Linked DNA regions of Homo sapiens: region 1 is linked to region 2. A link is an interaction called in ENCODE POLR2A ChIA-PET data of the cell type or tissue named here. Cell type or tissue: CD4-positive, alpha-beta T cell. All regions are shown on one strand. Links, peaks and the distances in the headings refer to the core of each region. The heading gives the core; the rest is flanking DNA. Region 1 overlaps MYO1F (myosin IF). Region 2 holds the start of ZNF414 (zinc finger protein 414).

Evidence for each region. Peaks named below come from ENCODE experiments on the same cell type or tissue, not always from the same donor. Only the 100,000 strongest peaks of a DNase experiment are listed, where the experiment ranks them.
Region 1: POLR2A ChIA-PET joins it to region 2 with 105 read pairs; 25 of 35 experiments call an interaction of 5 or more read pairs at or near these places.

The regions. Positions count from the first base shown.
Region 1 is chr19:8,569,487-8,572,386 of GRCh38, reverse strand. The region is part of intron 1 of MYO1F (myosin IF); the gene reads left to right. Among named protein-coding and RNA genes, the nearest start is that of MYO1F, 6.5 kb to the left of the region's middle. RefSeq lists an enhancer at 994-1,153. In CD4-positive, alpha-beta T cell, for the core only: no CTCF peak of the experiment used is centred there; a DNase peak (open chromatin) is centred at 1,226; H3K4me3 peaks cover 1,808 bases; H3K27ac peaks cover 1,959 bases.
Region 2 is chr19:8,512,437-8,515,336 of GRCh38, reverse strand. ZNF414 (zinc finger protein 414) reads left to right here and starts at 1,170. Exons shown (of 8, transcript NM_001146175.2): 1 at 1,170-1,293; 2 at 1,996-2,308; 3 at 2,626-2,733; 4 at 2,845-2,900. The coding sequence starts at 1,291. RefSeq lists a silencer at 1,160-1,469. In CD4-positive, alpha-beta T cell, for the core only: no CTCF peak of the experiment used is centred there; DNase peaks (open chromatin) are centred at 1,136, 1,446 and 2,104; H3K4me3 peaks cover 1,600 bases; H3K27ac peaks cover 2,114 bases.

The DNA of each region.
Region 1 (2,900 bases), core at 287-2,786, 57 kb before region 2:
CTGAGGCAGCAGAATCGCTTGAACCCGAGAGGCAGAGGTTGCAGTGAGCTGAGATCGCACCACTACACTCCAGCTTGGGCAACAGAGCGAGACTCTGTCTCAGAGGGGAAAAAAAAATGCCCATAATTGATTGGATGCAAAGAGTGAACGTAACAATGAATCAGAGACAGGCAGGTTTCTGTCTTGGGGGTTGGGGACCACATCCCAGAGGATCTTCCCCAAAAAGCAGGAGGGACAAGACCAGGGTTCCCCAGCTCCAGCTTCTGCGTGGAGATGTTTGAGACGGTAGCCACCGACTGTCAGCAATCTCCAGCGACGAGACAAAGAGCCCAGCTCCAGAAAGACAAGGGTCCCCACGTATAAAGGCCAGGCGCGGTGGCTTACGCCTGTAATCCCAATACTTTAGGAGGCCGAGGCGTGCGGATCACGAAGTCAGGAGATCGAGACCATCCTGGCTAACACAGTGAAACCCCGTCTCTAAAAATACAGGGGCTGGGCGCGGTGGCTTACACCTATAATCCCAGCACTTTGGGAGGCCGAGGCGGGCAGATCATGAGGTCAGGAGATCGAGACCATCCTGGCTAACATGGTGAAACCCCGTCTCTACTAAAAATACAAAAAATTACCCAGGCGTGGTGGCGGGTGCCTGTAGTCCCAGCTACTTGGGAGGCTGAGGCAGAAGAATGGCGTGAACTCGGGAGGCAGAGCTTGCAGTGAGCCGAGATGGCGCCACTGCACTCCAGCCTGGGTGAGAGAGCAAGACTCCGTCTCAAAACAATAAAAATACAAAAATACAAAAAAAAAATTAGCCGGGCGCGGTGGCGGGCGCCTGTAGTCCCAGCTACTCGGGAGGCTGAGGCAGGAGAATCGCTTGAACCCAGGAGGTGGAGGTTGCAGTGAGCCGAGATCATGCCACTGCACTCCAGCCTGGGCAACAGAGTGAGATTCCATCTAAAAAAAAAAAAGAGAGAGAGAGAGAAAAGAAAAGAAACAGAGTCCAGTCCCCCTGCTCCCCTGAGGGATGGAGCCTTTGGAGGTGAGAATGTTGTTTGCACAGTGCATGGACGCAGGGTGTGGCCCCAGAGCCCCACTGAGCTGGGGGCAAGGCTCCAGGGCCACCCTCAGGCACCAGGGCAGGGTCTGGGAGCTGAGAGCTGGCTCCAGAAGCAGCTACGGAGGCTTAGCTCTCCTCCCGGCAACCACAGCTCGCAGGACCTGGGTGAGGAAGGAAGTGGCTGTTTGTTTGCTGTCTTCAATCTAGAGCTCTTGCTCATCACGCCCAGAAAAAGCAGACAGCCTGGAGCCCATGGGGTGAGTTGCAAAAGCTCCCTCCTCCAGCCCTTCCTCCTGGCCAGCTCATGGCCACCATTGATGGGGACAGTGAGGAACGCTAGCATTTACACTGGACAACCTTTGCTTCGTTGAATCTGCAGAGCAGCCTGTGAGATTTGCACCCCTCGATGTTCCCATTTTCCGAATGAGGAAACTGAGGCAGAGAGGTTAGGTGAGCTGCCCAATCTAAAATGAAAGAGGATTTTGACTCAGTGACTCCCAAGGCCACACTATTAACAGCCATCTTGGCCGGGCACAGCGGCTTGCACCTGTAATTCCAGCGCTTTGGGAGGCCAAGGCAAGAGGATCAGCAGTCCAGGAGTTTGAGACCAGCCTAAGCAACATAGTTAGACTTTGTCTCTATTTAAAAAAAAAAAAATGTGGTTGGGTGCGGTGGCTCATCCCAGTGCCCGTCATTCCAGCACTTTGGGAGGTCAAGGCGGGCAGATCACTTGGGGTCAGGAGTTCAAGACCAGCCTGGCCAACGTGGTGAAACCCTGTCTCTACTAAAAACACAAAAATTAGCCAGGTGTGGTGGCGTGCACCTGTAATCCCAGCTACTCAGGAGGCTAAGGCAGGAGAATTGCTTGAACCTGGGAGGCAGAGGTTGAGCCAAGGTCATGCCACTGCACTCACAGACTGAGCAACAAGAGCGAGACTCCATCTCAAATAAAAAAAAAAATGTGGCTGGGTGCAGTGGCTCACGCCTATAATCCCAGCACTTTGGGAGGCCGAGATGAGTGGATTGCCTGAGGTCAGGAGTTCGAGACCAGCCTGGCCAACATGATGAAACCTGGTCTCTACTAAAAATACAAAAATTAGCCAGGCGTTGTGCACGCCTGTAATCCCAGCTACTTGGGAGGCTGAGGCAGGAGAATCACTTGAACCTGGGAGGCAGAGGTTGCAGTAAGCCTAGATCATGCCGCTGCACTCCAGCCTGAACAACAGAGCAAGACTCCATCTCAAAAAAAAAAAAATGTATTAGCCAGGCGTGGTAGTATGCACCTGTGGTCCCAGCTACTCAGGAGGCTGAGGCAGGAGGATTCGCTTGAGCCTGGGAGGTCAAGGCTGCAGTGATATCAAACCACTGCCTTCCAACCTGGGCAACAGAACAAGACTCTGTCCAAAAAAAATAACAGGCACCTTGACCACAGCCTCCTGTCCTCCTAAGCAATGAGAGGCCAGCAGGACTATGTGCTGACCCCACATGGCCTGGGCTGTCTATCCCTCCAGGACCATGACCCTCCATTCCAAACAGACTAGAATCCTGGTGTCCACCACACACCCAAGGCCTCTCTGGCTGATGTCTCTTGCAGCCACCACTGATGCTGCCTGGAAAGTTCATGTTGCAAGACGTGCCTTCTACAGGAAGCCCTCTCACCTCTCCACAGTACTTTCCAGCCATGGTCTCCTCTGGGCAACTGAGACACCACTTGGGGAACACCGAGCCCCCCAAGGGCAGGTTCTGGGCCTGGTCCACCTAAGCCTGGTCTCCACCTACCTCCATGCACAGTAGGGGCCCAGGAAGTGTGTTCCCTCCATGGCACACATCCCCCAGCCCCATAGGC
Region 2 (2,900 bases), core at 180-2,679:
CCTCGGGCTTTCCACCAGCTCACTCCTTGATCATCTGGAGACAGCTCCGAAGTCACCTCCTCAGAGTGGCTTCCCTGACCCATCACTTCGACATTTCATTGTTTCCTTCATTGCTCTGAATAGGACAAAAGATTGTTTTTGCACTTGTTGATTTACTATTTCCCCATTTTTATTTAACTTTTAGAGATGGGGGTCTCGCTTTTTCGACCAGGCAGGAGTGCAGTGGTGCCATCACGCTCACTGCAGCCTCGACGTCCCTGGCTCGAGCGATGCTGTTTCCCCATTTTAAAATGTGAGTGCAAGGGGAGGCGAGGTGGCTCACGCCTGCAATCCTAACATTTGGGAGGCCAAGGCGGGAGGATCGCTTGAGCCCAGGAGTTTGAGACCGGCCTGGGCAACACACAGAGAGACCCTGTCTCTAAAAAGAATTTAAAAATTAGCTGGGCATGGTGGCACACGCCAGTAATCCCAGCTACTCGGGAGGCTGAGATGGGAGGATCGCCTGAACCCAGGAGGTCAAGGCTGTAGCGAGCTATGATCGCATCACTGCACTCCAGCCTGGGCGACAGAGCAAGACCCTGTCTCAACACTATAAAAAATAAAGAACTGGCCGGGCGCGGTGGCTCACGCCTGTAATCCCAGTACTTTGGGAGGCCGAGGCGGGTGGATCACCTGAGGTCAGGAGGTGACGACCAGCCTGGACAACATGGTAAAACCCAGTCTCTACTAAAAATACAAAAAATTAGCCAGACGTGGTGGTGGGCGCCCGTAATCCCAGCCACTTGGGAGGCTGAGGCAGAAGAATCGCTTGAACCCAGGAGGCGGAGGTTGCAGTGAGCCGAGATCGCGCCATTAAACTCCAGCCTGAGCAACAAGAGCGAAACTCTGTCTCAAAAAAAAATAAAAAATATAAAGAAAGAACTGCTGTTTATCGCCTGTCCAGGGCTGATCTTGGGACAAGACTAGAGGGATGAAGGTGCCCACTTTGAAGACTAGGACAGCGAGGTCATCCCGGATCTCCGTGCACGGAGTCTGCTGAAGTGCGCGCTGACTGCCCGGGGATAGATAGCAAGATTGCACCAGCGTCCGACCTGAGCTCCAGGGTGACTCTGCCCTCAGGCCCCGCCCCCTCTCCGAGCGCCCTGCGCAGGCCCCGCCCCCAGTCTCGCGAGAGCTGAGAGGTGGAAAATGGCGCTGACGTGAGCGCGAACTCGCACTGCCCAGAGGGTGGCCGCCGCCTAAGCTGCAGCCGCCGGAGCCGCAGAAACAAGAGGCCGAGCCGTGTCGAAGATGGTGAGCGCGGCACCGGGGTCGCGGGCGCGGCGGAGCTGCGGGGACTGGCGGGGAGCGGCCCTGTCGCGCCTACAGCCTCCGGCCGACCCCGCCCCCACATCCGGGCACCCGTCCGCCGCTGGCTGTCACTCGGAGAGCGCCCTACTTCCGGGCCCGGCCCGGAATGGACCACGCCCGTCAGGCTAGGACTCCGCCCCTAAACTTCTTACATCCGGGCCCCCAGCACCTCCAAGATTGTCCACACTGCTCGAGGCCGGCCGGTCTCGGTCCTCAGACAATCCATGTCTAGCTCCTCTAGCATCTTCCCAGTCCATGCCTGCCCATAGCCCCGCCTCCGTAGCCTTGGCCCCGCCCACTCCCTCTAGGCCACGCTTGTGTGCATACTGGGGCTCCCACCTATCCTAGTTGAGGAGAGCAGATGTTTCTCCCGTATGCATAAGGAGCTCAATCCGGGCCAGTGCAGTGGCTGACGACTCTAATCCCAGCACTTTGGGAGGCTGAGGCAGGAGGATCACTTGAGACCAGGGGTTCAAGACCAGTGAGGGCAACATGGCGAGACCCCATCTTTATAAAAAGAAAAAAAGAGCTTAGTCCACCCTTACGTATTCCCCTATCCTCTCCTGCTGGTGATTCCTTAGGATGGGGGCCGACTGGGTTGACCCAGAGCCCAGAAGGGTTCTCTCCGCCTCTTCCTTCCACCAGGAGGAGAAACCCTCAGGGCCCATCCCAGACATGCTGGCCACTGCAGAGCCCAGCTCCAGTGAGACCGACAAGGAGGTGTTGTCCCCGGCTGTGCCAGCTGCAGCCCCTTCCTCCTCCATGTCGGAGGAGCCAGGCCCTGAGCAGGCAGCCACACCGCCAGTGTGGGAACGTGGAGGGGCTGGAGGGATGCAGCAGGGCTCCTCCCCAGCCCCAGACAGCTGCCAGCCTGGCCCCGGACCCAGCCCTGGCCTGACCAGCATAGTCTCCGGGACCAGCGAGGACCTGCGGCCTCCCAGACGACGCCCACCTCCAGGTGATCTGTGATGGGGTCTTCTGGGGAATCACAGTCCCTGAAACAATAGAAGCGAGACGTAGAGAATCTCTAACCTCAGGGCCTTTCTAGAGGGATGCCACTCATCATTTTACGGAGCAGCCGGTGGATGCCAGGCTGTGGCTCCAATGGTGAGCCTGGCCAGTCCAGCCCCTGCACTGTGGCAGACCAGTCTGTTGTGGTAGGCAGAGAGTAAAGGCCCCAGCACATCATATTTGCTTCTCTGGGGCAGAACCCTGGGGTCAGGGACAGCACTAGTGAGGAAGGGACCAGTGACCACTGTTCTGTGCGTCCTGCAGGGAAGCAAATCCCTTGCTCCAGCCCTGGCTGCTGCCTCAGTTTTCCCAGCGTCCGTGACCTGGCACAGCATCTGCGAACCCACTGCCCGCCCACACAGTCCCTGGAAGGTAGGGCCAGGACTGGTAATGGGGAGGCAGGTTAGGGTGGGAAACAGGCGGAGCCCCTCGGAGCCAGCCTTGGCCACCTGTCTCCACTTCTCTGTCCTTCATCCCTACCAGGCAAGCTCTTCCGCTGCTCAGCCCTGAGCTGCACCGAGACCTTCCCCAGCATGCAG